3 separate regions of the Mus musculus genome follow, and all the other regions are linked to region 1. Evidence: chromatin loops called from intact Hi-C (ENCODE). Cell type or tissue: heart. All regions are shown on one strand. Each heading gives the region's core, and the rest is flanking DNA. Links, peaks and the distances in the headings are about the cores only.

Region 1 (10,256 bases), core at 2,361-7,360:
GATGTGACAAAATTTAACCAAAATGTATCTTTTATTCAATTATAAAAAGTTTTTTAGCTAATTAATAATAGATTGACAAATAAAAATATTATCGTATGTTACATATAATGTAAATGTTTATATGTTACATATATTGTAATATTTCACATAAAACATATGAGTTGGCAAAAGGCAGTTTCTTTTTGCACTGTATCTTATTGAGTGTGTAAGCATGTGTGTGTGTGAGTGTGTATGTGTGTGAGTGTATTTATGCAACAATGTGCCACATGTGCTCTGGGTACTCTTGGTTCACAAGATCCCTAAAAGTTCACACCAAGGTGTATGAGCTGTCTGATATGGATGCTAGAAACATAACTTGGGTTCATTGGAGGTGAAGCAAGAACCCATGAGCCATCTCTCCAGCCCCAGGGGTGGTTCCTCGAAGCAATGGCAATATTGTTCTTGTTTTCGTTTACAGACTTGGAGCATCTGTAGTTATTAATAAAGTAAGGCTACATTTTTACATAGTGCTTGATTATTATGGCTTTCATTATATCCAATCCATCATGTCTCACAGTCTTACTAAGTATGAGACATCCTGGTTTTGTTTGTTGAAGCTGAGTCTTTCTATAGAGCCCAAGCTGGCCTCCAACTTTCAGCCCTCCTTCCTGTCTCATCTTCCAAGTTTCCACATGCTGGGCTTCCAGCTCGTTGTATTATTTATTTGTTTGCTTGTTTGTTTGAGTTGGTATTTCACTAGATGGCCTTAGCTGGGACTTGCTATGCTAAGGCTGGGTTTGAACGCACAGAGATCCACCTGGTCCTGCCTCCAGAGTGTTTGATAAAGGGGTGCATTACCACTCTCAGCCTTGCTGATTGTTTTATTTGTAATCTAATGTCTCATACATTTTTGGTGCCTCCAGCTTTCTGGAATCAAACAAAGATAAAGTAAACATTTTAATTAAGTAAAATTTATTTATTTTTGTTTTTGAGGCAGGGTCTCTCTATGTAGTCCTGGCTGTCCTGGAACTCGATCTGTAGGAGTTGTTCAAGCTGGCTTCAAACTCAATAGAGAGTCCTCACCTGCCTCTCTCTATCAAGTGCCATTAAAGGTTTATGCCACCACACCCAGATAAGTAAATATTTTATTTTTAAAAATCATTAGTAAATACCACTGAACAATCATTAAAAAAAAAGATTATATTGTTTGGGGAGTCAATTTGTTTTCAGTTAAAAACTAGTTTGCCTGATTCCATACCACCAACTGCAAATCTAATGATAGACTAAAATTATTGTTTGAAAAGCCACAAGTTTTTTTTTTTAATTTTCCATGAAACATTTTTTGTTGTGTCAAATATATCTACAGTTGTTGAGGTGTTTGGAGCTGCCCAAGCAACTTAAGACAAAGGAAAGTTGTTTATTTATTTTTATGTGTATATACGTACTTATGTGGTATGTGTACATATACATGCGTATGTGGCATGTGTATATGGATGTTCACATGCATGGACATGTGCACAAGTGTGTGGCATGGATGTGAAGGTGTGATATTGACATCAGAGTCCTCATAGCTTTCCAGTTGAACCAGAGCACACAGATATGGCTAGCCTAGTCAGCCAGCTTGGCTTTGGATCCCTGTGGATATCATCTGAGTATTGGGAATTACAGGTGGCTGCCATGCCTACTTGACAGTTATATGGTGTTTTATTTAGGGTTTCCACTGCTGTGAAGAGACACCATGGCCAAGGCAAGTCTTATAAAGGCAAACATTTAATTGGGGCTGGCTTATAGTTTCAGCGGTTTAATCCATTATCATCATAGCTGGAAGCATCATAACATGCAGGCAGACACGGTGCTGGAGAAGGAGCTCAGAGTTCTGCATCTTGATTTGAAGGCAATTAGGAGACACTCTTCCACAGGCAGTCATGAGGGGAATCTCCTCTGCACTTGGTGAAGCTTGAACATAGACTCTCAAAGCCCCCCTACACAGTGACCCATTTCCTCCAACAAACCATACGTCCTAATAGTGCCACTTCCATGGGACAAGCATATTCAAACCACCACATATGGGTTGTGGGGATCCAAATTCCAGTTCTAACCCTTGCACACCAAGTGCTTTACCCACTAAGTCATTGGGTCAGTGCAAAAAGTGTTTAAAAAGTAACAGTTTTATTACATTGCATGTCTTGTGTAGAGGTTCCTGACATTTGCACCCATGGAAAGGAGATGATAACTTGTGGGAACTTGTTCTCCACCGTGAGTCCTGGGAATTGAACTCAGGCTATCAGGCTTGGTGGCATGCATCTTTACTCATCAAAGCATCTCACCAGCACCAAAACTAGTAATTGGCTTTGGGCGTGAAACTAACACGTGGAGATTTCAGTTAGATTCTCCCTCCTCTCACCACCAAAAGAAATGAGTAATGAGGAAAATAAAACTGCCCTCTGAGAGTTAAACTTTAAGATTGCATACAGTGAGCACCAGTAGAGATAAGTAAACTTGCCTTTAAAGCACACACTGACCTGACTCCACTGTGATTTGATTTTTATTGAAAGAACATTGCTAAGAGGTAGCTATGGAAACAGAGGAAGGAACACACAGGGGCACTTCAGGGCAGGTAGCCATCCAAGTGCTGTCAAGGAGAAACGAAGCCTGAATCAAAATCACAGCAGGATGTCCCTGCTATATTGGCAATCAATGTAGAAAACTGCAACCACTAGAAACTCAATATTTATTTCAACTTTTGAAACAAAACCATCCTCTTGTGGAACCAGATAAGTCAAGAAATGTCCTCGTATATAACACTTGTTCTGAACCTCTGCTCACCAAGCATCTTCTGACCCCTTTGGTTTCTTATAGTAAATGCTGTATCTAGCCAGGAGCGGATCCCGTGCCTTGAATCCCAGTATTCAGGAGGAAAAAATAGGTAGATAACTGGCTTATCCTGGGCAATGGTCCATGCCTTTAATCTTGGATCAAGATCAACCTGGTCTACCTGGTCTACTTAGTGAGTTTCAGGACAGCCAGAGCTACATAGTGAGACCATGTCGGGGGTGGGGGGGGGGGGTGTCTCTCACCAGCTCTGCAGTTTTGAGCATGGATGTATACAAGTCACAGTTTGTGATGGCTATTCTGGGTTATCAACTTGACTACTATCTGGAATTAACTAAAACCCACAAATGTGGAGGGGCTTGCCTGTGAGGATTTGTTTGTTTGCTTGCTTAATTTGAAGTGGCAAGATCCACTTCTTTCTTTTTTCTTTTTCGAGACAGGATTTTTCTGTGTAGCCCCAACTGTCCTGGAACTCACTCTGTAGACCAGGCTAGCCTGGAATTCAGAAATCCTCCTGCCTCTGCCTCCCAAGCGCTGGGATTAAAGGCGTGTGCCACCACTGCCCAGTGGAAGATCCACTTCTAAACTGTATCTTTGAGTTTAGAAAAAAAAGTTAGGAGTGCCGACTGTCCTGAGTTCAAATCCCAGCAACCACATGGTGGCTCACAACCATCCGTAATGAGATCTGATGCCCTCTTCTGGAGTGTCGGGAAGACAGCTACAGTGTACTTACATATAATAAATAAATAAATACATAAATACATAAATATTAGAAAACATACCTTTAATCAGGATCTTTTAAGGTGGGAAGACTCACCTCTAATCTGGGCTATGCCTTCAGCTGGAAGCCTATCCTATATATAAGGACATTGAAGAAGGTAGCTTTTGCTATTTGTCTTCTAGCTCTTTCCTCACTAACAAGAGTCCATTTCTTCACTGGTATTAAAGTCTTCTTTGGGATTCCAGTATGTACTGAAAACCAACTGAGAAATCTAGCCTTGTAGACTGAAAAACCTATTGAATTCTTGGACCTTCTGTTCATTGGCAGCCATTGTTGGATTAGCTATACCAGAGTCCATAAATCATTCTAACAAAATCTCTTTCTATATATACATAGAGATTCATTCTATAAATTCTGTTACTCTAGAGAACCCTAATGCACAACTCTTAGAAACTCATGAATTAATATTCTGTTTGTACATGTCAGTCTCATAACCAGGTAGATGTCAGCATATTTGATTGTTGGAGGGATCCTGCATTGCTCAAGAAAGATACTTCAAGTCCAGGATACAGAAGACTGGTTCTAATGGATTGTGGGAAAATAACCAAGGTGTTTTCTTGGTGAAAAGACAGGCCTCTCTCTGTCCTGTTCTATCAATCAGCAAATTATGTCTCATTTTGGAAGGTCTCTGAAGGGGCTAAGGGTTATAGTTCAGTTGGATTAGCACTTGCCTAACATGTTGAAGGCAAGCCCCAGATTCGAGCCCCAGAAATGCAAAGCAAACAAAATCTAAAACAAATGATCACAAATGTCAATTGGGGAAGAAGTTACTTGTGGTTACTGCGCTATTATTTTATGGTTGTTCTAACGTTGTGGTATCACCCCATGAATACATGCCAGTTGCAAGCGGAGGAGTTTACTCAGACCAGGACAAGAATCTTTGGATTTATTATACACTATAGATATCTCATAAAGTAGAGAAATATCACATACTCGTGGATTACCTTCTTTCCGTTGGGGAAAGGAAGACCAAACCTAGAGACTTGCATATATGTGACAAGATACTACGCGGCACTGAGGTACATGCTCAGCCCCCAGGTAGAATATTATCATTTTCCTTCCTCACTTCGGGTACTGCCTTGTCTCTACTATACACTTACCTAGTAAACATCTGCATGAATGACTCTTTTTTTTTTTTTTTTTTTTTTTTTGGCTTTCGAGACAGGGTTTCTCTGTATAGCCATGGCTGTCCTGGAACTCACTTTGTAGACCAGGCTGGCCTTGAACTCAGAAATCCACCTGCCTCTGCCTCCCAAGTGCTGGGATTAAAGGCGTACACCACCACGGCCCGGCCTGCATGAGTGACTCTTAACTGTTAGTTTTCTCTGTTAGGTAGTTGTTCCAAGAGGTAAACATTGCCAGAGGAGTCAGAAATAAACAGTGCCTTATTTTACACCAAAATTACAAATGCCGAAGGTGGCCTCAGCAAAGCACGCCAGTCGCTTTTGTCCCTAACACTTGGATTATTTTTTTCACTCCGAGGTAACTTCGGTCTTCTCAAATTGCCACCACACCATGGCCCCTCACTTTGCCCCCCCCCCCCCCCTAAGAACATTCGGTCAAAGCGCAGGTTGTAAACGTTTATGTTCCTCCATCAGTTGTTGTCAATGCACGGAGACAAACCAAGTCGTGATTCCTCACGGAGGGCTCAAGGTTTTTGGAATCTTCCCAGGTGGAAAAGCTTTGTCTCCGAAATGGCTCTGCTTGACGAACTCCCTCCTTCCAGTAGGAGGTAGCGTTGCCCTCCGCCGCAGTCGAGAAGCGGCGGAGGCTGTCACGTGACCCCGCAGCCTCAACCCCTCCACCCCCCCCGGGGCGGTCTTGCGGAGATTTGCCTTACGTACGCAACGTCATGACGTAGCACGTAGGGGCTGGCTAGCCGCCATCTTGCTTCTTTTTCTCGCTCGCTCTCACCCTCTCAGGAGGTAGCGAAAGTGCTTTGGCGGTTTGTACGGCGGTGGCTCGGGCTTTCGGGACCGAGCGGCCCTGCGGACGGTCTCTCGAGGCAATCTCCCCTCCCCTGACCCTGATCCGTCCGGGGCGAGCCCCTTGGAAGCGCGCAGACTTGGTTCTCAACCCTGGCGGGTAAGGAGAGCGAGGGCGTCCGGACCGTGAAGAGGCCCGATGGAGGAGGGAGGGAAGGCACGGGCGCTGGAGCCAGGCCTGGGGGCCCGCGGCGTCTCTCCCTGGGCTCCCGGCGTCGTGCTGTCCGCGGAGATCCGGAGCAGGGCTCGTCGCCCATGTGCGCGGCGTGTGCTGCGGCGGGGCGGCCCTGCGATGGCCGAGGGAGCCTCCGCCCGCGCGGGGCCTGCGCGCGCCGTTTTTCCACGGCGTGGAGGACGGTGCCCGTGGCGGCTCCGAGCGCTCTTAGTGCCTGCGGATGCTCCTGTGGTGATGGCTGGCGTTTGCAGCCAGCGGTGTGTAGTCCAGGGCGGTCGTAGAGGCTCTACCAGGACCCAGGACCAACGAACCCCACTTCCGCTGGGGACAAGCTGAACAACTTCTTGGAGGATTTGAGTAGTCTTTTCCTCCCTCTAGGCCGCTCCAGCCCGGCATTTGTGGGAATACGGCTCGGCTGCTGCCTGATTTTCAGAGAGAGCGTTTAGTATTACTGGTTGCTAGAGTAGAGACCCTAGTTAAGACCGAAGAAAAATAGCATGGGAGCCAGTGAGGACTCTTGCTTGATTTTGCATATAAGGACCGCTCTGATCTCTTTAAAGGGGATGTATATTTGTTTGAAGTGTGTTCAAGATCTTTGGGGTGGGGGGATCCAACTTGCCTAGTAATTCCTGACTCTTAAAACTACCCGGATTTCCGCATTGGCTGGTCTTCAACCTCGGTTCATAAATTCATACCCCAGCAGGATACTTAGAATTGTACAGTAGGCGGCCCTCCTGTTAGGGTTTCTCTTTGGGAATGCACCAGAAGAATCGGAAGATGCTTGCTTCATCGAGTGCTCAGGAGTCAATTCCCGCTAATAGACGTTACAGAGAGGGTGGTATGAAGCGGCCACCACGTCTGACCTCTAGCATTTTTTAAAAGTAGATTTAAGCTTCCATGTTGGTCATTAAGATGCTGCTTTGGCTGGAGCCATTTTTAGGTGTGTGTCACAGATGCACTGCAGCATCTTTTCTGGCTGGCTCCAAATGCATTGATTCTCCAAAAATTAGAAATAGATTGAGTTTGCATATAGAAAAGAAGTTTTTATATGATTTTTCTGGGATGAATTTGTCATAATAAGCTTTTGGGTTTTTTTGGGGGGGGTGTCTGTAGGTGTGTGTGAAGAACATAGAATGCTGGCTGATCTCTCATTACTTAACCTCTAACTGTATGCTCTCAAGACCTTTATATACATTATCCTTTTTGATCCTAGTCTTTGAGGAAGGAGCTCTTATACTTGGTTTACAGATGAGGACAAGATATTTGAGAGATCGAAGTAATTTGATCAAGGTCACAAATTTGTAGTGGTGCTGTAGTCAAAGCCATACTTTCTAAACCCAGAGGGGATGCTCTGAACTATCAAAGTGTTCATTTGGTCTTGTACATTTATAATTGTTGCTAAAATAAGGCACATTTTTAACTGGTACTTTTTCTTTAGCTTGCTTGGGTGTTTGAACATTGTTACATGTGAAGGTTAAAATGCTGCCAGATGTAAACGTAGTGTCTGTTTGGTGTCATAGGAAGACTAGGGGAAGACAGAAATGGGCTTGAGGCCAGCCTAGGCTGCGTAGTGAGAGCTTGTGAATGTTCAGTTTTGTTTTGTTTTTGAGAAGTGATTGTGAGCCCATCCCTTCATTATAAACTAAAGATGATATCAGTACCTCTCAGGCTTGCTGTAGAATTTAAGACTGAGTAATGCTCTTGTTACTGTGGTTAGTGCATAGTAAGTAAAAGGACAGCTAAAGATGAAGGGAAAGCAGGAGAGTCCTGGAAGAAGAAACTAGTGTTCAAGCAGTAAAATCTGTTCTCAGAATAGCCTAAGTCTTTGGATCCGTAAGTAGTTTCTTTTTCCTCTTCCACTCCTCTTTACATTTACATACTGCACTTTATTTCATAAGACTTTCTCCTTTGTGCTCTGTATAGTAAATAACCCTGGCATCAGTTCTAGCTCAGAATGAAGTGCAGAATTTCTTCAATGTCTTTGAATATAATACTGTTTCCTTGAGTCTATGTGCTACCCCCAAACCCCCACTTCCAGTTATTAGTTAGCTAGGTGGTAGCTTTTTATGTAATTTCTGTCATTCTGATATCTGATAGTAAGTAAAAGGACAGCTAAAGATGAAGGGAAAGCAGGAGAGTCCTGGAAGAAGAAACTAGTGTTTCTAAGAGTTCATCATTGATAAAATGCAAAAGAAGTCAATTACATACATGTTTAGGAAACTGAATCCTCTTGTTTTGGGGGATGTTTGTTTTGAGGCAAAGGCTCTCTTACAGAGCCCTGGCTGTTCTGGAGTTCTGTATATCAGGCTCTGGCCTCAAACTCAAGAGATCCTCCTGTCTCAGACTCCTGGGTGCTGAGATTAAAGGTGAGTGCTACCGTGCCCAGCAGAAAGCATCCCACAAGGAAAGCAGCCTGCAGTTAATACCCAAGTTCTGACCAAAACACTTTGACTTCAGAAAAGCAGGATTTATTTGTTGCCTTAGAGTGGAGTGACACAGTATGTGTTAATTGTTGCTAAGAATTCTGAGTTAATGTTAGTTTCCTGAGTCACAGCATTTTTAGGTCAGTGATACCATAGATGTATCAATCAGAGTTTCTTTGTGGCTTTAAGAATTCTTTAGAGTCACTTGTGTTGTGTTTTCCTTTTAGAGCTAACTATAAACTTGTCTTTGTACCACTTACCATTTTATTCTAGAGTTTAGTAGCAGGACAGTCATGTTTAGGAGCCTGTGTCTTTGCTAGAAGAGCCAGTCAAATGAGGTTATTACTGAAGTTCAACAAGCAACTTTTGTTTCATTGGCAGATATTGGCATATATTACCTAGGATACTAAAAGTATTACTGCCAGTGTATTGGATTCACCCTTAGAGGCACTACTGGATGCTGAATATTAAAGGAAGGCCCAACTAGCATATAGAGAAAGCATTACTAGTATTTTTTAAAACTTATCCAGGAAGCCATGTCATGGTAGCTATCTTTAATCCTAACACTGAGGCAGAGGCAGGCTGAACTGTATGAGTTGAAGGACGGCCAGGGCTACAGACACAAAGAAGCCCTGTCTCACAAAACTGCTATCTAGGAATTTTTCCCAGTTAGTCTTCCTTTCCTGGGCCTTTCCCATGGTTCTCTCACTTAGCTTATATGGTGGGTGTCATAGTTTATTTACATTGAATAGTTAGAAATACCAAAGATTGCATCCTCAAATAAGGTTAAGTGAGCCAATACTCATTGTGAGGCTGATTTGCATCACATTTTTCTGGTTTTATTTGAGACTGGTTCTAACTGGCTTAGAAGTCATTGTGTAGACTAGGCTGCCCTTGAACTCACATATTGGCCTACTACCTCTGCCTCCCCAGAGCTGGAATTAAATAAAGGCTTGTGGCCCCATAGCTGGCTTAATTTTCAGAGGAGTGTGGCTTTGTTTCTTATTACCAAGATACTTAGTCTTAAAGAAGAATGGTTAGAGTTACCAAGAGCAGGAGGCAGAACTCTCTTGAGTTCCAGGCTTCCCTGGACTGCATTAATAAGGTGTGTGTTAGTGGGGGGTTACCATAGAACCGGAGAGAGCTTTTGTGTGGCACCCATGAGGCTTAGGTTTAGTCCCTAATACTGCCCTTCACACCACAGAAAGCTCCCTTATAATTTTAGGATTAATACCTGAGGATGAAATTAAAGTCATGTGATTAAACTAGAGAAAAGTTGGTGTAGAAAAAAAAATCCACTCAGAAAAATATATCATGTCTGGTTAATTACGATAAAGGAAGACATTATGGCTAGGAGATAAAAATTGTGGGGCAGAAAAAGTGATTCAGTGGGTTAGAGTGCTTGCTGTGAAAGCAAGAGAACCTGGGTTCAAATCTCCAGCACTCATGAACATCCATTGCTACACGGGCCTGTAACCAAGAGTAGTACACGCCCAGTTCAGTGAGAGACTCTCAAAAACAAGGTAGAGAGTCTTAGAAGACTCCTGACAGTTTCTGGTCTCTGAATATAGGCACATCCACACAAATATCAATAATTGTAATTTTCTTACTGTGTGTGTGTTTGTGTGTGTTCCTAAGTTTCACGCCATAGCTCAGAGCTTGGCCTCAAACTCCTACCTCAGCCTCCTTGGTGCTAACATTACAGGCATTAACAGTCATCCTCGGCTGAGGTTTTTGAGTGTTGTGTTTGAGGCAGAGGTTCATTATAATCCACATCCTCCTGCCTCAGCTTTCCAAGTACTGGGGTTACAGGTGTGTTCCAGAATTAGGGTTGGTCGGTCTTGCACATGCTTGACAACTATTCTACCTCCAAGCTATAGCCTAATTCCTATTCCTTTTTAATATTTGCCGAGGACTCTACCCAGCCCTAGGGTAAGACTGTTTGGGGAGGTGGGGCACTACGGTAAACTTTACAGGAGGATTCTTACATTACAACACTAGAAAACTTTTTCTCTTACGTTGATAGTTATGATTACCTGGCTAGTAAGTTTTGACTTTGTCTTCAACCCATGTGTTAATAC
Region 2 (10,256 bases), core at 2,122-7,121, 140 kb before region 1:
CCATGTGTGATAGCACACAGTGTTGGGGAGGTAGACACATATAGATACCTCAGGATTGTTAGCCAGGACTCTGTCTACTTGACAAGCTCTAATCCAATGAGATACTTTGTCTCAGATAGATAGATAGATAGATAGATAGATAGATAGATAGAGATAAATGATAGGTGATAGATGGTAGATAGATAGGTGATAGATGATTGATAGATAAGTAGATGCTAGATTGATAAATAGATGATAGATAGATAGATAGATAGATAGATAGATAGATAGATAGATAGATGATAGATAGATAGATAGATGAGAGATAGATAAATTTTTAGATAAATGATATATCACTGTCACCTTTAGCTTTTCAATGCCTTCAGCCCTTGCCATACAGAACAAGTAAAAAAAAAAAAAATAACCAGCCAGGCAGTGGTGGCGCACGCCTTTAATCCTAGCATCTGGTAGGCAGAGGCAGGTGGATTTCTGAGTTCAAGGCCAGCCTGGTCTACAGAGTGAGTTCCAGGACAGTCAGGGCTACACAGAAAAACCCTGTCTGTAAAAAAGAAAAGAAGAGAAAAAGAAAAGAAGTAACAAGCAAAATGTGAAGCACAGCAGAAAGGGGTGGGAACCATCAGCCCCCAGCTCCTCCACGCTAGAAACAGCTCTAAAGGTTGGGAGGAAGAGAATGGAATAGGACAGGAATAAAGGAACTGAGCAGTGTTTGCTGTTAGCCAAGTAAAGAGTCATCCAGAGGCACTCATTCCGTGTACTCAGTGATTTACACGTCACTAATTTGGACTTTGGGCAGATATCCCAGAGATTCAAATATGAAATTTTAAAACCACTTTTATGTTTGATTTTTTGATGCCATGAAGCTATTTTTGCTATATACCTGTGCCTTATAATTCATTAAACTTTTACATAGAACCCCTCTTCAGCAGTTATTAATTATATAAATCTATAATTAAAATAGAATAGTAAGCTCTCAGGTCTTCACATCTGGGGCTGAAAGTATGCAACTGAGAGATGGCAGCCTGAATGAACCTTGACCTTCATGTGGATTCCAGTCGTCACCTAGGGGTTAGACGTCTCTGCATCAAAGCCGGTCACTATAGAAGGAGAATAAATAAAATAGAACATGCCATGTTGACCCTACAGAAGGAGAAACAGGAAATAGTAGAAAGAGACAATGATGGAGTATTTAAATAGCATGTCCAAGACCTAGTTCAATGTTGTCAAGTCTGCATCAGAGCAACAACAGGAACAGATTGAAGTCAAAAGCAAATGTCCGCACACAGACCAGGAGCAAAGCAATGCTCTAGGAGGTGATTCTCCGCAAGTGTAGGTGGGATTGAGGTCCTTTCTCAAAAAAGAAAAATCTGTAATCCCTGCTCCAAGGCCAACCTACAAAACAATGAGAGTTTGTGTGTGCTTGTACTTCACATCAATCTATAACTTCTTTTAGCCTGCACAATAAAGTCATAAGAAAGATGCTAAACTGCCTCCATTCTGGGAAAAAAAAAAAAACTAGGGCATAGAGCAATCCAAATAACTCATACGAGGCAAGTCAGCTAATAGGGAGTAAGGCTGAGATTCAAACCTAGGAAGTCTGGACCCAGAGTCCATGGCCTAAACCTCTTAAGAAAATTGGATGTCTTGCAAATGAGTCTTATTTACTTATTGAAGACAATCTTAACAGAACTAATAAAAATGAAACAAAAAAATTGGGAAGTTAAAATGATGTATTTGGACCATAGGAGGGTAACAATAAACCAAAAATAAAAATCTTTGACAAGACTTTTAAATGTACATTTTGAAAACAAGAGAAAATTTAATGTTCAATGCAAAAATATACACAATAATGACAATTAATGAGGAAGAAGCCATGAATTTGAAAGAGAGAGGAATCAGAGAGTACTCAGGGGGAACTGGAGAGAGGAAATGGAAGTGGGGAATGATATAATCTCAAAACATAAAAATGATTTAAAGGAAAATGATGGGTACTTGGAGAGGAATAGAACCACAGGCAATGGTTTTGACTTTTAAAATGCATAATGTTCTTTTTAGCTCGTGAAAGAGGCAATTGCTCTTGTTATTCCCCATCCAGAATAGTGGGATCCAGGCATGCCTGACTACAGCCATTACAAAGTAGGCACACGCTTGCAAGACCTGTGATTATTCACCACAGATCTTCTTGGGTAGACTCGGTGAGAAGAAAGAAGGAACAACAGACCACACTGTAAACACAGGAGAAGTAGACTGACCAAGAGAATTAGTGCAAGGATTTTTGTCATGCCTCCAGAACATTATCCGGGCTTTGGGCCACTCCTCTATCAGCACATGTTACCAAATAGCAGCTGCTGAAGAGAAGAGAAAGAACTAGGAGGACCTCACTTTGACGTTAAATACTTTTAAAATGGAACCTGGGGGCTGGTGCAGTAGCTCAGTAGATACAGTGGTTTCTTCACAAGCAGGGGACCTGGGCTTAACCCCCAGAACCAGAGAAGAAAATGGGAGAAGGAAATGACTAAAAGTTATTATTATATAAATGTATGAGACTATTAAACAATGAAAAAGAGTTAAGAGGAAGGAAAGGAGGGAAGAAGGAAAGAAAGGAGGGAGGGAGGGGAGGAGGGAGGGAGACACATAAACTAGTATTGGTGGTGCTTGCTTCCTGTGCTGGGGAGGCAAATGGAGGCAGTTTCCTGGACACTGGACAACCAGCCTAGCCTAATGAGAATCCTCTCAAGGCAAACTAAAGAAAACCCAAGATGGATAACAATGAAAATGATACTCAAGGTTGACCTCTGACGTCCTTTTACACACACACACACACACACACACACACACACACACACGTGCACATACACACACACATCTTCACACATACACTACACACAAATTAACACAGTAAATAGAATTCAGCCAACTGCACCACCAAACACCTTTCATAGCAACTGGTCAAATTTCACCTGCTGTTGAAATTTCTTTTCACCAGGTGTTTGTCAGCACCAGACATGGATCCTGGGTCATGAGTCGAATCTCTGAAGATGGCTACCCTTGGGACATGGTGTTCCACACTAGATTTAGCTCCATGCTCCGAAATGTCCTGCCCCGCACGGTCGTCAAGTGGATGATGGAACAACAGATGAATCGATGGTTCAACCATGAAAATTATGGTCTGGTGCCTCAGAACAAGTACTGTTATTCTGTTTTTGTGGTATACTCATCACAGCCAGGGTTGCCTGATGTGGTCTTTCTTTGCAAAGGTCCTATTTGCTATGATAGTTTGAGCTGTAAGCCAACAGTATGTATAATTGTATCGATCCTGGAGTTCTAATTCCAAATTTCTACTGTGTGTCAAAAACAAACACACAAAACACTCACACATACATATACACACACAGAGGGAGAGACAGAGAGAGAGACAGACAGAGAGAGAGAGAGAGAGAGAGAGAGAGAGAGTTAAGAAGTTGGGATAGAGGCTTAGACACCGCTCCATAACTCAGGGTTGGGGTTGATTGGAAGAGCTTTCTAACACTCAGACTGTCCAAGGCTCCTCAAGAGTTGGTGATCCTCTCAGAGCAAGGTGATGGGAAAAGACAGCTCTCCATCTGATAGGTCAACCCTTGCCACGCCCATGTACCCTGAAGGCTGTTTCCAAAGGAACATGTAGCCAGAAGACAAATATTTACTAATATCAAAGTAAACATTGCTGATGTTTGTTTACCTTTTTCAAATGTTAGCAGTCTCCTACTCCTGAGGATAGGAAGACATTGAGAGTCTTGTAATAGATGCCCCCATTAGGCTGAATGGTGGATGAATCCAGTATCCATGTTATGTATTGCCTTGTTTGGAAGAGAGAGAAAGAGAGAGAGAGAGAGAGAGAGAGAGAGAGAGAGAGAGAGAGAGAGAGAATAAAATAACTTATAAACCAAGAATTCCAGAAATACAATCAGACTTTGCTCCACCACCCACCACAAACAGGGCTCCTATGGATACTGAGATCAGTAAATATCAGCAACTTTCATTTTATCCATTGATTTTCACACTGACCCCACAGTAGGTCTCATTGCTAATGTAGTCTATTTTCCCTTATTTACTATCAGGTAGAGATTAAATGAAGCTACAAATAATGAAAACTACATAGCATAAAAAGAGAGAGAGGCACCGAAGGGCAGTAATTACCGGCAAATTCAAAGATTAACAGTAGGTGCTGGGTGGGATCATATCTAAGCCCCTGGAATGACTTCCACCTTTAGGTTGATTTTTGCTGTTATCATCTACTTGAGATTGTCAAGATTCGAATGAGTTCAATAACACAGTTTGGGGCAGGCAAATTAGTTGAGTTAGAGTTTCCTGGCTATTTAAAATAAAACCCTGAATTTTCAGCACTACCCCTAAAACTGTCAGTGACCCCTCTAAATGCATTCTTTCCTGTGTGCCTCAGATACCTTATGAAAGAACCTGTGCTAAACGACGACCTCCCCAGCCGCCTGCTGTACGGAGCCATCAAAGTAAAAACACGGGTGAAGGAGCTCACGGAGACAGCTGTGGTCTTCGAGGATGGCACGGTGGAGGAAGACGTGGATATCATTGTCTTTGCCACGGGGTATACGTTCTCTTTTTCTTTCCTGGAAGACTCACTTGTTAAAGTGGAGGATAATAGGGTTTCCCTGTACAAAGCCATGTTTCCCCCTCACCTGGAGAAGCCAACCCTTGCGTGCATAGGTCTCATCCAGCCTCTAGGCTCCATCTTCCCAACCGTAGAGCTTCAGGCGCGCTGGGCGACAAGAGTTTTCAAAGGTGAGTGAGATGCTCAACTCAGCGGAAGTTTTACATTTCTTTTTTAATTTTAAAAACTTTATTCGTGTGTGTGTGTGTGTGTGTGTGTGTGTGTGTGTGTGTGTGTGTGTGTGTGTGTGTGTGTATGTGTCAAAAACAGGAGTACATGGGGAGACCAAAGGACAGCTACCCTATGAGGGTGTTGTCTCTCTGCTGCCACCTTGTGGGGCACGGAGGTAAATCTCAGTTTGCCTGCACTCTAGCATGGCTCTACCCACTGAGCCATCTCACTGGGACAAGGTTTTAAATGTTTTCAAAGGTTTGCCCGTGCAGCACGTCATCTTCCTCGAAAGGCTAATTTTTCTCCTGTTTTTGGGGGGTTCAATTCTGTTCAAGAAAAGTCTCATTTGACACCTAGCCTGTGCTGAGATCTAGTGAGCCAGAAAGAAATTTAAACAAGTCATTTTAATAACATGACAAGTGCTTTGCTGGCCGAATGCATACTGTGGAAACAGGAGCTTGGTCCTGTCGGAACGTGCATGGTCCGGGAACACTTCCTGGTGTCTGAGTTTCGCAGATCCAGAAAAGGGATTTCCTGAACAAAAGACAACAGAGACAGGATGCCTGCAGAGAACTGGGAGCCTCCCATTGCTGGAGGTGGGAGGGGAAGAGAGATTAATCTTAGAGAAGAACCAGTGGACACAAAAGCTTTGTTAAAGATTTGGGATTCTAAAACCTAAATGTATAGACACCTGTGAGGAGGTTTGGTTTGTGTGTGTGTGTGTGTGTGTGTGTGTGTGTGTGTATGTGTGTGTGTGTGTGTACATAGTTTCTGTTTGTTTGTTTTGGTTTTAGTTTTGTTTCTGTTTTGCAGAAGGGGAGTGAGAAGGAATCTATTATAGCCAAGGCTGTCCTCAAATTTGCTATATAGCCTGGCCTTGAATTCCAGATCACGTGCTTCTACCTCTCAAGTGGTTCCAGGCCTGTAATCTCAGCAGTCTAGAGGCAGGAGGATGGATAAGAGTTCAAGGGCAGCCTGGGCTCCATAGCAAGTTCAGTACAGCTAAGGCTTCTAGGAAGACTTTCTTGAAAGTAAAGAAGAAAGGGGGTGCAAAGGGAGGGATGGAGGAAAGAGAAAGAGAAGAAAAATATAAATAGGTTCGTCCCAAATCATGTGCGCCTAAGGACTCTGACCCTTTAGGGAGCCGTCCAGATTAAGTGTGGCCTGAAAACCTGGACTCTGCATCTTAGAAAGCTCTTAAGTCAGAGACACCAGGGAGCGGATTATACTGAAAGAATAAGATTTGTCTCCTTTGCATTTAAGGTAATCCCATCAGTAGTTGGGAACACAGATTTAATAATCAGGGATAGAACTCAAAGACCACTGAGAAAGCACCAGCACTCACCTGTGCTAAAGTACAATGCAGCCCGGACCAGAGCTGAGAGACAAAGTGGAAACAAGAACAAATGTGTTAGAGGTGTCAAGGATAGGGGCAGAAGAGCGTGCTTTGTGATTCAACATAGGAAAGGAGAAGAATCGTGGACCCAGTACTGGAGACTGGCTGTGGCTGAGAATAGAGGCAGGAGGGTCTCAATGGCAGCCTCAGCTTTGGACTACTAATGTCTGAGATCCTAGATGTCTGCCCACATGCAAGAATATGGACATCTTTCCCATCTGAAGCCTGCAGGACACTTGAGTGTGGGAGATGGGGGGAGGGAGGGAGAGAGAGAGAGACAGAGAGACAGAGAGACAGAGAGACAGAGAGACAGAGAGACAGAGAGACAGAGAGACAGAGAGACAGAGAGAGAGAGAGAGAGAGAGAGATCACCACACTATTTTATCTAGCCAAACTGCCCTTAGCAGTAGGAGGACACTCTCCCCTCTCACCAGATTTCCTTCAACAGCCTTTTACCTAGTTTCCCTAATAGTAAGCTCACCTCCCATGAGCCCTCTTTTTTTTAAATCAAAGAGCCAGATGGATCTTTCCAAAGGGCAAATCTAAGCTTGTTACATCATCCAGGAAACTCTTCTAGAGTGTCCTGTCACTACTAGAATAGTAGAATAGAGCCCACCCCACCAGCACACTTCCCTTCTCCAGCCCCTTCCATTTCCAGAAATGGCTGCTCCAGTTCATAGTCTATGCTATTTGCCATGCTCAACTATGGAGGTCTCACTCCTGCCATCCAGGAGCCCTGAGGTCCTGCCTGGTGTGACAACTAAATGGCCCAAACTTAATTTTAGAAAACAACTACTACACAAGTCAATGGCATGAAACCAAACTCACTATTCAAACCTAATTTTGTTTTTGTTTTCTAGGCTTGTGTAGCTTGCCTTCGGAGACGACTATGATGGCAGACATTGTTGAAAGAAATGAAAAAAGAGTTAACCTGTAAGCACTTTCCTTCTAGCACATGGTCTACACGGAGTAGTGTTTCACAGAACACCAGGACCTGACTGCCTGTGAGAGTCAGCTAGCTGTTAAAGGTGCAGTCCTAGAGCACAGCCCAGGCCAAACCTACAAGTCAAAGGCCCTATAGATGAGACTGGAACTTTGTAAACTGATGCTGTTTCATTTGGCTCTTAGACATCCTAGTGTAAGAACCCATTACTCAAGAAAACAAAATAGTGCCAAGTCAGAACACCTTTCCCTGGGCTCATTTCTGTTTTCTTTGATGCCCATGTGAAATTCTATATCTTTTAAGGCCACCCACACTCAGGGAATGTCATAGGGCAGTGGTGGCACTGGTAGTAATGGTAGCCTGAGGCACTCTCAAAACTTACTTGGGTTTGTCAGTTTTGTTGAGTTGGGACAGAGCTTGGCTGTAATCAGGTGCTCTCGGAAAGCTAACTTGCCTTACAGGCATAAGGTGTTATCTCAAGTTCACATTCTAATTCATCCAACATACACTGAGCATCTACTAGATGTCAGCCATACTATAGGGTACTTTAGTAGTGGAACAAGGGAATATTATGCATCCCTTTGCTAGAAGACACTAACTCTCTACCATCTCATGAGCATTTGCATCAATCCTGAGCCATACATTCTTACTTGGACACTTACAGCAGCTTAATAAGTAACAAATAACGGTCACCATTTCAATATCATGGCATTTCTAGAGTCTCCATAAATTTGTCTAATAATTTTGTAGGCTACTCATTAATCTGAGATACAAACCTCCTGATGGAACCTCCCAGAGATTCATTCAAAACTCACCTCTTCATTCATTCATTCTTTTATTATTTAAACCGCTACTAAGTGCCTCATATTAAGACACAGCTTAGAGGATTTTATGAATGAGCTCTTTTTATTTGCTTCATTAAGGTTTGGGAAAAGCCAGAGTCAGATACTGCAGACCAACTACGTTGACTACCTGGATGAACTCGCCTTGGAGATAGGTGCAAAGCCAGATTTCGTCTCTCTCTTTTTCAAAGACCCTAAACTGGCTGTGAAACTCTACTTCGGACCCTGTAATTCCTACCAGTACCGCCTGGTTGGACCTGGGCAGTGGGAAGGAGCCAGGAACGCCATCCTCACCCAGAAGCAGAGGATCCTGAAACCCTTAAAGACCCGGACTCTCCAGTCCTCTGATAGTGCCCCAGTGTCTTTCCTGCTCAAGATCCTGGGGCTGCTCGCTGTTGTTCTGGCCTTCTTTTTCCAACTTCAGGGGTTTTAATCAGTCACATGACAGTTTTCTCCATCACTGCCTCTTTGAAAGGGAAACTGGAGAAATTCCATCCTCATTATAATTTTACTTTAGGGGAATAAGTAGGGGGACTAATTGTAGGGAGATCAGAAAACTTAGGTCTAGATATAAAACTAAGTTAAGGTTACAGGATGTTCTTATCATTGTTTCCCCAAATTCATCAGTCTCCACATGGTATTCTATAATAACACCAGCACAGGTAGATAGTACTATCAGCCATGGCAGGTTTTGAGTTACAAGATTAAAAAAAAAATCAATAAAATTATGTAGAATAAAAAGTAAGTCATAGTTGAGCATGTTAGAACATGGCTTTAATCTTAGCACTTGGAAGGCAGATGGATCTCTGTGAGTTCAAAGAAAAAAAAAAGGCAAGACACTGAAGAACTGAAATTGTAGTAGACATTTCACATCTTGTACACTATGATGCTCAGTGCTGTTCCTATGCATACTCTGGTCACAGTTCCCACTTCTGATGCAAAAATGAAAACAATATTCCCTAGCTACAACATATAGATAGATACTGTTTCTCATAGACTAGACATTGTGCTGTGTGTACATTATGTATTTTATTGGATTTAATTCTCACAGCAACTGTGTGATGGGTAGAGCTATATATATCACCCATTCTACAGATGGCACTGAGGAGGGGACATTATAGAGCATATCCTAAACAGCTGGTCTTGAGATGAGGCTTCAATTGAAGCCCAATTTGTTAAACTCAGAAACTTATGCTCATGACCTCCCCATGCAATATGCTTATTAATGAATAGTCCACTCTTGACGAAGTACTTCCTAATCACTTATTTTAGTCATTATAAACTCACACAATAGCTCTATTCATTAGCATAAAGTTTTCTAAGACTATTGTAGAAAATGGCACTTTCTTTGCAAATAGAATCTGTCTAGGTTCATTTACAATATTAGGTCTGTATGTCCGCTGGAATTTAAAAAGCACTTGGGATAAACACAGTAGTACAGACCTTTAATCCCAGCACTAAGGAGTCAAGACAGGCAGATTACTACCAGTTTGAGGCTGGGTTGCTCTACATAGCAAAATCTGGGCCAGCCAGGGCTACATGGTGACAACCTGTCTCAAAAGAAAAATAATTACAAAGAGATTTAGTATTAAAAATAGCTATGCAGTGATATTTAATCATCACCATGTGAAAGTATAAGAAATGAAGTGAAGTGCATCTCCCAAGCAGATGAAACTCTACAATGGCTGAGGTTATAGGGTTAACATTATAGGTAAGAAAAGCAAATCTCAGCAATGTCCTGTCTTTGTCATCTGATAAGGGGCAGGGGGAGGTTGTCAGTTATGAGAGACATTTTCTTGGAACGGAAAACTAAAGGAGACACCAGCAGTTTAGTGTCAACAAACACTGAGCAACATAGCAAACACCAGGCTACAAACACTCCTGATAGCATCTCTTTCCATGAACCGCACTGCAAAAGATAAGCTATGCCCAGAGACCAGACCAGAGCCTCTGCAGAGGGGACAAAGGCCAGGATACTGAAGGTTTAAGTAAATAGCTCTTCTTTAGCCCTCCGAGCAGTGGTTCTCAGTTTTCCTAATGCTACACCCCCTTAAAACAATCCCTCATGTTGTGGTGACCCTCAACCATAAAAGTATCTCATTGCTGCTTCATAACTGTAATTTTGCTACTCTTATGAATTGTTGTGCAAATAGCTGATATGTGACCCCTGTGGGGGTCTTGACCCACTGGTTGAGAACTACTGCTTCAAAGCTTTGTGAACACTGTCTTTAAACCAGCCCCTCT
Region 3 (10,256 bases), core at 3,418-8,417, 130 kb before region 1:
GGGGAGGGGGAGAGAGGTGGCAGGCTAGCTGATTTCAACCAGGTGTGGAAACACACACAGGTGTCCTAAGACTCAAAAGGCTAAGAGAGGGAGACATGTTTGATGCCAGCCTGGGCTACACGGCAAGCCCTGATTCAAAATAAGGAAGGAAGAAAGAGAGAGAAAGGGAGAAAGAGACAGACACACAGACACACACACATACAGACACACAGATGCACACACACACAGACACACAGACACACAGACACACAAACACAGACACACAGATACACAGACTGATGTGGAAAGAGGACAGAGGGAAAGAGACGTGAGGATTGTTCCTTTCAAGGACGAGTCCCCAGCCTGGCCTCTCCTGGAGCCAAATTCCTCCTGCACTCGGGTACTTCCTGCTGTAGTCAGCAATGTTCGCTCTTCTGAACAAACTGCGAGCCTGTTCCCACCCTCCTCCAAATCTCTCCCCATGAAGATCCTTCTTGCTAATCTTTCATATAAACCCCCTCCACATGGGAGCTCCTTGGTTTCCTCTATAAAAACCAGATGTGTTCTGTAGAGAAAAGCAAAGACATTGTTAGAGGGAACTACCCAGGCCATGACTATAAAAGAATTTCAAACAACCATTCCAAAACACGAAGGCTTTGAAAGCTTAACCCAGAGGAAGGGGCTTCTTTGAAGCCAGTCTCCCTCCCTGGACACCGCTCCTGACCTGGAACAACTTTGGCCTGCTTCCAGGAGTTGCAATGTGCTGACACCAAGCAAAACCGACTTGGCCATCCTGCCCTGTGACCTAGGAGCAGATCAAAGCAGCTAAGGCAAAGCCTCTCAGCATTGGACTCCACCTGATCCAGGTCAGACGCCAAAGTGAGATGGAGCATGCAAGGTGTTATTAAGGAAGATACCTGTGTCGGTGAATAAGCGGGGAGCCTGGGAAAGCTGCAAAAGTCATCATCCGCCCACAGTGCACGCCCCAGCCTCTGTGATGGAGAGACGGAAGAAAGATCGGCTGTAAACAGCACACACTGATGTACAGTGGAAGGAAGAGAACTCGGGGCCACCGGGCTGTCGCTGTCAGAGAGGCCCAGAGAAGCCTGAGTTTCTGCCCTGTGAATCTTAACAAACCATCATAAGGACTGACCATTCTACCATGTGGGTGACAAGTGTTCTGAGGCTTGTAGCATGTGACTGTACTTAGTCTCTTGACTGTAAACACTACGGATTCTGGGGCAGGATTCTGCTCGCATGTCATGAGGAGGTTTGCCACCAAATAGCTCTATACTTTAAGCAACTGGCCGGTAGACAGTGGATGATTGTATAAAGGCATCAGTTCCTCGTAGATATAGCTCTTCCTGAGCTATTTTAAGGCTCAGCAACCTTTGCGACCTGCATAAACTACTCAGAGCCATTGTATGTCATGAACAATTCGATTTTACTTCCTTGTACTTAGTGATAGCAGCCCTGTCTCAAGATTGGCATCAACGTAAATCAGAGAGCCCAAGTCTTATGACTTGTAAGTGAGATCCTTGGCTGTCAGAGCCAGGGCGGCCCACTTTCAAGCCTTCCCTGTGTGAAGGTACACAGGATAATGTAGCCATGATATGTTTGTATTTTCTATTAATTGCCTAGAATCCAAAAATGACATATCACATCAATTGGCATATTCCATCTCTATTCATCAAAGATGAGAATTATTCTAGCATTACTATGAAGTGCAGGTTGTCAAAGAAAGCATTTTAAATGTTTGTGTCTGACATCATAGAATAAAACTGTGTTGATGTACATAGCAATAAATATTACATTAAATTAACTGTTAGAGTATCTAAATAAGAATGGGAACTGCGTTGTTATGAGATAGCTTCACAAGTGCTAGAGAAAATAAAAGCAAGACTTTGAGAAGGCAAGTTTGTTTTTTTTTTAAGAAGAAAGGAATCGAAATAAGAAAACCGTAAAGTTGGTAGGATGGGAGAAGGCTGTTGTAGGGTCAGTGACACCTCACCTTTAGAGTATTCACGAAAATGATGAACATATGCAGTTAATGAAAGTGGAGTTTTCAAACACCAGAGAAGCTGAGCTCCAAATACAGGCTGATGTGGAGCAGGCAGCAGCAGCACAGTTAGAGATCAGGGAGCTGTTATTAATAAAAATACCACAGAGCAGTAAATAAATAAAGTCATGGGGACAGTGTCAAGTCAGGGACATATGTCAGAAACAGGAGTATACCAGCTGCTATTCAGTTACATGTGTTTCAAATAAGTTCTCTGGTTGTCTAAACTTAGAAAGGTTTCTTAAAGGGGTCTATTTCTCACAGAGAGACCAACTTAAACTCCTGACATCTTCATGACATCATAGAAAAGCCTACACAACCCCCACAAGCAAGAGCAATCCATTCATCCATTTGACATTCAGTAAACACTTCTATGTGTCAGGCACTATACTACACGTGGTGATACCTACACATCCAAAGAAAACTCAAATGACAACATTTTAAGTTTAATGGGTTATAAGGCAAGCTCTTGAATGCTGAGCTATATATCCAGCCTTCTTTTTTACTTCAGAAACAAACAAAAAGAAACAAACAGTGTATATCCGGGGTGGGGATATTGTTCGTTCTCTAAGAGGACTTAATGCTCTATCAGATGACCTGAGTTCAAATCCCAGAACACACACTGGGCAGCTCATAAATTTCTTTAACTCTAGCAGAGACACATTTAAACTGGCATGGAGTAGCCTTGGGGCTCCCCCTCTATCTTCCTCCAGTGCCTTCTTTCAACAGACATGTTCTCACAGATAAAATGAATAACATCAACGTGTAAGAGAATGTGCCTGGGAGAACTGGCTCCTATTAAAGATGTTTGCTTTCTTAATGAAACACAGCCAAGAAAAGTACTTTATGTAGGGGAGTTGAGGAGGGGAGATCTGCATATATTTTAAACTTTGGGGGTTGTTTTTTTGTTTGTTTGTTTGTTTGGTTGGTTGGTTGGTTGGTTTGGTTTGTTGGTTTTGTTGCTGGGTTTTTTGGTTTTTGTTTTTTGTTTTTGTTTTTTGGCATGGCATGAAAGGAAAAGGGTATAATTTATAAGTGGGGCTAAAACTAACCCCATGTAGCTTTTCAGCTCTAAAATTATATGGCTTTAAGAACGAATCAAAGTGGGAGAAGAAAAGGAGATTTAAGACGATGGGACTGGAGAAATGGCTCAGCAGTCGAAAGCAAGTACTGATCTTACAGCAGACCTGAATCCAGTTCCCAACACCCACATAAGATAACACACAACCTCCTGTAACTCCAGCTTCAGGGGACTGCATGTCCTCTTCCAGGTTCTGCAGGCACCTGCAATCACATGTGCACATTCACACATACTAATTAAAACTAAAAGTAAATTTTTAAATGGAGATGATTTTGAGATAGAATGAAAGATTCAGTTAACAGCCTTCTAGTTCTTTGCTTAGTGCTGGCTGGGCACAATGTATTCATCACCAAATAGCAATACTTGGAAGTAAAACAGAATTTTTCTTAAGACACTGGGGACCTTTTGGCAATGCCTCAGCACTTCTTACTGGCCTATCCAAGACAGAAGAACATCCTTCTTGAAAGTGGATGGTTATTGGACTGCAAATGAAGAGCTTGTTCTGTCTACTTACGCGATTCTGGCCCAGAACGGGCATGTTGCTTACTTTGGCTCTCAGTTATTTGAGCAGACTAACCATGTTTCCAACCAACCACTAGGGAGCCATATAGTGCAAATCTATACTATTTCCTAAAGTCCACACTCACTCCAGTGAAGTCTGAGTGGCAAGTCCAAAAGCTTGGCTGCAGTCCTGAGGCAAATTGTTCCACAGAAACTTGTCTCCTGAAGAGTCTCTGGTGCCCCATAACCAGATTTGTCCCTGCGAAAATGTGGAGGGTCTTGCATGCTTTCTTGCAGTATTTTACTGGATAAGAACTAAAAATCTCAGGGCTAGTTCAACAAAGTAAACTTAGAATTACAGCCGAGTCACTCCCATATTCAGGAATTTACAGTTGTCTAGGAACAAGGAGGGTTATGGTTTAAGGAGGAACTAGAGTATTGTATTATTAATGAAAAGGTTAGCAAGAGTGGAAACACTCTGGTGCTGGGTTATTCAATAGACCAGAATTGCACCTGGGCATATTCGCCCTTTCACCTGGATCCTATCAATAGCTGACTTTAGATAGGGCTGATAGTACCTCAGTTGTAAACTCTGCCTGGTTCCTGCCAGTCTTTATGTATGCATTTCTCTGTTTTATGTCAGATAACTTCAATGTACCTTGGCTGATGTGTCACTTAACTTCTTTGTTTTCTTCTGTAATATAAGTCTGATGCTCACTTTGAGACATTACGTTCAGATACAGCACTCTCTCTGTGTCAATGTCTGTTTGTCACTCTTTGCCAACTTCTTGCTCACCTGTACCAGTATCCTGGTTCCCCATGGGTTGAAGAACCAACTGAGTCCAGTCCTAGGCACTAAAGAAAATTTATTGGCTACCAATGTGGCTCACTTGACTAACAGGCTAGAGGCCTTTCTTCATCCTGTATCCTTAACTATAGGTGACTAATATTGATCCCTAAAAGCAGCCAGAATGGAAACTACCAGTGAAGGTCAGATGCCTCATTCATTTAATAATTAATAAAAGTCTCTGGCCAATTATGGAAATGAATATAGTAAAATGATCATGTTTATGATCACTCAGTAGCCTAATCTCCCTTATGTGCAGTTTGTCACCACCGGGGCCAAGTGACTCCTTTAGTGTTCTCCATGTACACACCAACGTAATTTGAATGCTAAACTTTGGACAGTAACCTAGTCCTAACTCTTAAGATGCTTCTGACTGAAGGTCACATTCAAAGGGACATCTGAGCTAACAGTCGTCCTGAAGGCTTACCTTATGGTCAAATTTAAGTTTTGAAATCCTTCAATGACTACCATCCTCAGAGCTTCAGGAGGGTAACTTGAACTAAGAACTCACAGCCAGCAATGTTGTCGACTTGCCAAGTGCTTAATGAGTCAGCAAGATCAGAGCTGAGCCGAACAAACAATCGGAATGTTTGATGTTCTATAGCATCCTCCAGAAGTGAAGTTACAGGCTGTGCTGAAATGGTTAAGAAAATATTTAGCCTGTCAAGAGCCTTTTACTGCCTCAGTCCACCAGTGTCTCTTGGAGTTTTCTTTTTCATGCCTGTAGGAATCTCTTCAATACCGAGGATCAATGATAAAAAAATAATTGAGCAATGTCTCTTGGAGTTTTCTTTTTCATGCCTGTAGGAATCTCTTCAATACTGAGGATCAATGATAAAATAATAATTGAGCAATGCATAACACTATCAACACCCTTATGCACCAGAGTTTCCTATGCGCATGACCATCTCACATAGATTACCTCATCTAACTCCACAATAACTATTTGAGGAAGCCATTGAATTACATATTTTTAATTGAGGAATCTGGAGCTGAGCAAAATCAAACATTTTTCAAAGATTACTTTGATAAAAAAAAAAAAAAAAAAAAAAAAAAAAAAAAAAAAGCTAGTGAACACATTAGAAGCCAGGACTCATGACTTCGAAGGCTATGTACTTCTCACACATCTGTCTTGCATTTCCCAAGCACCTGGACAATCATCTACAGTTAAAGGAGCTTTAAAATGTGTTTAATAAATGTAAGTAATGTGTGCATTTTAAAATAACAATTTTCTCTAAGTGAGAAATGGACCAAAAGTCTTAAAATGCAAGTTTGATGTAGCAGCTGTTAATATGATTGTGAATTTATGTAGCAGATGTTAATTTCATCCTTAGCCCAGGGAAGAATGAAATGAAGGATACCATTATAAGTACCCAATTTCATTTATAGTTTGCAAACAGAAGGATGAGTTTTAAGTACATATCACCAGGCAGTCTGTCTCTCAGCATACCACTGTTGCAAGTAATCAATTGAACACACAAACAACAGCTAACCTTCGGTTCCAATTTTTTTTCCTAACGCTTCTTATCTCTTAGACCAGGCTCATCCTGTGTGCAGGGAACTCCCAAACACTGGCTCAAAACAATTTTGATTGTTACTAGCTCTGGGATCCTAATTGTGTCAGGGCCACTGGAATGAGCAATTACAGCTACTTAGAGTCAGTAACCCCATAAAAATCTCCGATTCCTCTGGGTGAAGAAGGTGGAGCTGAGTTTTTCCTGTTTTTTCTTATTGTACATCAGAGAGGAGTCGTCTCAACAGAACACAGCTCCCTCCACGAGTGACCCTGGGGGAATTTTTCGACCATCCCTTGCTCCAACGTAAGGAACAGAACTTGAGACCTTGTCACAGGAACATAAAGTCAGATTGCTAAACTTCTGCATTTACTGGTAAGTCCTCTGCTGGATGAGTTATTAAGTGCTTCCCTCAGCAGCCTCTAGCATGGTATGAGTTAATGGTTTGTAAGGTATATCTACCACGTATCAGTATGTTACATTAACTGAAACAAAAAGCAAGCCTTTCTGAAAAGTTGACTAACTTAGGTTTGCACTTCACCAATTTTCTGTTTCTGTGTTTCCTGCTCTATTCTGTACTTGGGAATCAAATTTCTCGATTTTTGTACTATTTATAAATCTTATCTGCTAATCTTCAATCCACAAGTATCCAGATGAAGGCTTTGAGAGTCACTTCTACAGTTTAATTCCATATATTTTATGTAAGCATAGAAAACATGGGTCTCAATGCCCAGTTGTTTTCTTAGAGTCTTTACTCTCTTAGGGAACTTGTTATAACCTTGTAAGAGGCAGCATGTGTTATGTGGTAGATGGTTTAGGATTAGGCTTGAGGAAGTAAATGTCTGCTGTTAAGAGGTTACAAATCTCAGAACATACTCTTATTCCAGCCCAGGTCCCAATTATCCATCTGAATATACTACAAGTGCTAACGCTTGAACTGACACAACCCATTTAGGGATATGCTCTGATAGGGCAGTCTGTGCCTGTCAGTATTCTGAGATATTGGCACACACTAAAGAAGAATGTGGGGGTACCTGCCTGCGTGAATAAAGATGCCTTCCTAGTGAACGTGTAAGTGAGTCATACTGGTTAACTGATCCAGTGCTAATTACCCTCAGTTAGAGGATAATCTTCTGAAAAAAACAAAAAACAGTAAGGTCTCCAAGTCAATTTAAAACACACTCAAAAGGTAAGACTTGGATTAGAGGTTCCCAAACTTCCCAGGTTTAAAGTGATGATTTGCATGTCAGCAATTCCTTCACAGTTCCCCCAGGCCAAAGTTCCTGCTAAGTAGTCAAGCCCAAACAAATCTGTGCTTATGTTCTAACTGTTGTAGGCGGTTGTACAGATTGTAAAGAAATTGAAAGAAAATTCGTTTTTATTTCACTCATAATCACACTCAGTGTGGATTTATGGGGTGGCTGAGCGCTGTAGATTCTCAGATCTTAGGATCAGCTAAGACAGGACCTTCTCATGTGTTGTTCCTCATAGAACACTTTCCCACTTTTTATCATAGAAGCTGTTGAGCCCCTGCTTCATAAAACTGCATGGAGAGGACCCGGGGTGTGTGTGTGGGGGGGGTGTCACTGAATGGAACACAGCCCTGTCTCACGCTAAAACTATGACATGCTCCAGGCTCATGCCAGTATCCCAGCACTCTGGAGGTTGACTTGGGGGATTGGCAGAAGCTCAAGGCCAGCCTGGGTTACGTTGTAAGTCCAGACCAGTCTGAGATATAGTATGAGACCCTGTCTAATGCTACGGTGGTGAGGTGGGAGTGGGTTGGTGGGGCGGGGGCACCCTCATAGAAGCAGAAGGGAGGAGGAGTGGATAGGGGGTTTGCAGAGGGGAAACTTGGAAGGGGGATAACATTTAAAATGTAAATAAATAAAATAACCAATAAAAAATACTAAAAAAAATACTTATATCTGAGCTACCATAAACTATGGTTCAAAACACTGAATATCACTGTGCTCTCTGGCACTCTTAAATAACTCAAGGCCCCTCTGTCTTTGGAAATGAGATTCCCCATGCCCACATAGTATCTCAATAATGGAGGAGCATGCTCAATCTGATCTTGTTTAATTATTTGTGTTTTCTGTCATTGATGTGGAGGAGACAGTACAAAATCCATAGGAAAACAGTCATTTCTGACCCTGTCGTTAAACATTAGCGATTTTTGTGCAACCAAGCATGATTTCCCAACTCATTTGGAAATCGGTGTGGTTGAATTGTTTTATTATTTTTGTTAAATTCCTATTCCCTCTATAACACCAGCCTTAGCAAGCTCGCTACGGTTTCTTAATGTATGATTTGATATCTTCCATACTCACTTAACTTTGACAATGCTTTCTTCATAACAATAATATTTTTTCTTTTAAAACTTCCAAATAATAATTGGTCTTTTTTTTTGAAAGTTCTAAAAAGTAATACTTTAAATGCTAATTTTGCATCAAGATGTAAAATAACTCAACAATAATTAGTAACATTAGTAAGCTATTTCCATTTTTTAAAAAAATGTCTTAGTCACCCACCAGTGCTAGAATTATAGGCATATGGCAACAGGTATATTTGACACAAATTACTTTCTCTCAGGGCCTGAGAGCTACTCTCAGTGCCGCTTGTACATTAACAGGGTGATTTATACAATACCTGAGGTCAGGTATCCCTCTAGCTTCATATTAGGGAAGGGGAAATGGAGACACAGACATAAATTATCTGCTCTACTGATAATTACTCAGCACTGAAATCCAAACCCATGTCACTAACTTGCAACACCGTCAATACTGAAACACAGCTTCCAAGGAAATGCATTACCCGGAAGTGGCCGAGTGAGTCTGGCTCACACTGGGTCACAGTGGCAGACTGGTGGAGGGAGGTGTTCCACATACTGCATAGTTGATAAAAGGCAGTTATGAGGCATCAGTATATGACTCAGGATATTAACCTCCAATACAAATTTGCTCTGTTATGGTTTTCTATTATTATTGAAAAGCATGCAAGATGATGGTTTCATTCTACCCAACAAGAAATCAACCCATTACCAAATATTTATTCAACACTATTATTACACAAACCTCATACTAGGAACACACACTTGCACACACACACACACACACACTCAAAGAAAATATCTTACTTTGGGAAAGCATGGCCTTATGTAGGAAGAAGACCCACAGATACGACCAACTTAATCAATAGTAAAATGGAGTATGCCCTTGGGTGCGTGCATGCTGTAGCTTCCCTAGGAATAAAGAGAGAGTTGAGCTCACCATGTAGTTGGGCAGCTACATATGCCTCAAGGAACCATTGCCACCCCAGAGCTATTCCCTGGCTCTGGGCCTGTTGCCTCTTCTCCTCTGATTGCTAACGCCCTAGTGACCCCTCAAAACCTAAAGCAACCTAAAACATTTTTCCTTTCCAGCTCTTACTACAATTTAGAGATAAAATATCTTGGTGTGTAAACAAAAATAATTGAAATTCTTCCTTTTCAAGTTTGACTTTCCCACCCAACTCACTGCTCTAAACAAAGGTTCAATAGAAAGCAGCATACCAGGATTATCAACAAAGTCCCTCGGTGGGTGTTTGATGCCTGAATTAATCGGAGAATGATCTCCAGAATCTACATCTAGGGTTCTTAATGGCATCCGATGCACTCTCTGCATGAACTTTTCATCTACCCAGACTGTCTCCAAAACTTTGGGATCTAGACTCCACCTAGGGCTTAGGTAAAGCCAGTCTCAGAGTTTGAAATATTGGTGAATGTTTATAGTGAACCTTTGCAATTGCACCATGAGTCCTGATCCTTTCTTTTTCTCTGTGAGGGAAAAGCAGGTGTTCTCATTACTGTATCAAACTCGCCAGGTAAGAGTCACTGTGATGTGCTCTTTTACCATGTGAACCTGGAACACTTTAATCCCTTGTCTGAAGACTCCACTTGTTTCTCAGCAGAGCCTCTGTCTGAGCTTCTCCCTCTACTTCTATTAACAATAGAGTAGATACATTCTTCTTTCTTTCTGTCAGCAAGCCTGCGCCTGAAACAACACTCTAGGCAAGGAAGCTGACCAGCTGCTCTCTGCTGAATAAGCATTCTTTGGGTCACTAAGGAAGGGCCAGCCCCTACTAACTAGCTTTCTCTGGGACAGCCACACTCACCCTGCTGCCCTCCTCTCTAGTTTCAGTAAAGCCACAGGGGAATTGCCTCCCTCTCTGTCTTAATCCAGTTATTAGAAAAGGTTTCTCACCTTCCCAGACAGTAAAAAGCAGCAAGCATTG

The links. A loop is a pair of places that touch in the nucleus more often than their neighbours do. Peaks named below come from ENCODE experiments on the same cell type or tissue, not always from the same donor. Only the 100,000 strongest peaks of a DNase experiment are listed, where the experiment ranks them.
Region 2: a loop joins it to region 1, with 2.0 times the contacts of the local background. A loop is called at or near these places in 2 of 42 quality-filtered maps.
Region 3: it touches region 1 in a loop (2.3-fold over the local background); 2 of 42 quality-filtered maps call a loop at or near these places.

Annotation. Positions count from the first base shown.
Region 1 is chr1:162,735,746-162,746,001 of GRCm38, reverse strand. It overlaps Prrc2c (proline-rich coiled-coil 2C), which reads left to right and starts at 5,446. Exons shown (of 35, transcript NM_001081290.1): 1 at 5,446-5,677. In heart, for the core only: a CTCF peak has its summit at 5,312; DNase peaks (open chromatin) are centred at 5,441, 6,071 and 6,341; H3K4me3 peaks cover 2,518 bases; H3K27ac peaks cover 1,863 bases.
Region 2 is chr1:162,874,917-162,885,172 of GRCm38, reverse strand. Fmo2 (flavin containing monooxygenase 2) reads left to right here. Exons shown (of 9, transcript NM_018881.4): 6 at 2,984-3,183; 7 at 4,436-4,791; 8 at 7,088-7,160; 9 at 8,094-10,256. The coding sequence ends at 8,445. Among named protein-coding and RNA genes, the nearest start is that of Gm32197, 7.3 kb to the right of the region's middle. In heart, for the core only: a CTCF peak has its summit at 5,023 (motif pointing left); DNase peaks (open chromatin) are centred at 2,292, 4,982 and 5,372.
Region 3 is chr1:162,862,339-162,872,594 of GRCm38, reverse strand. It overlaps Fmo1 (flavin containing monooxygenase 1), which reads left to right and starts at 5,985. Exons shown (of 9, transcript NM_010231.3): 1 at 5,985-6,356. In heart, for the core only: no CTCF peak of the experiment used is centred there; a DNase peak (open chromatin) is centred at 6,144.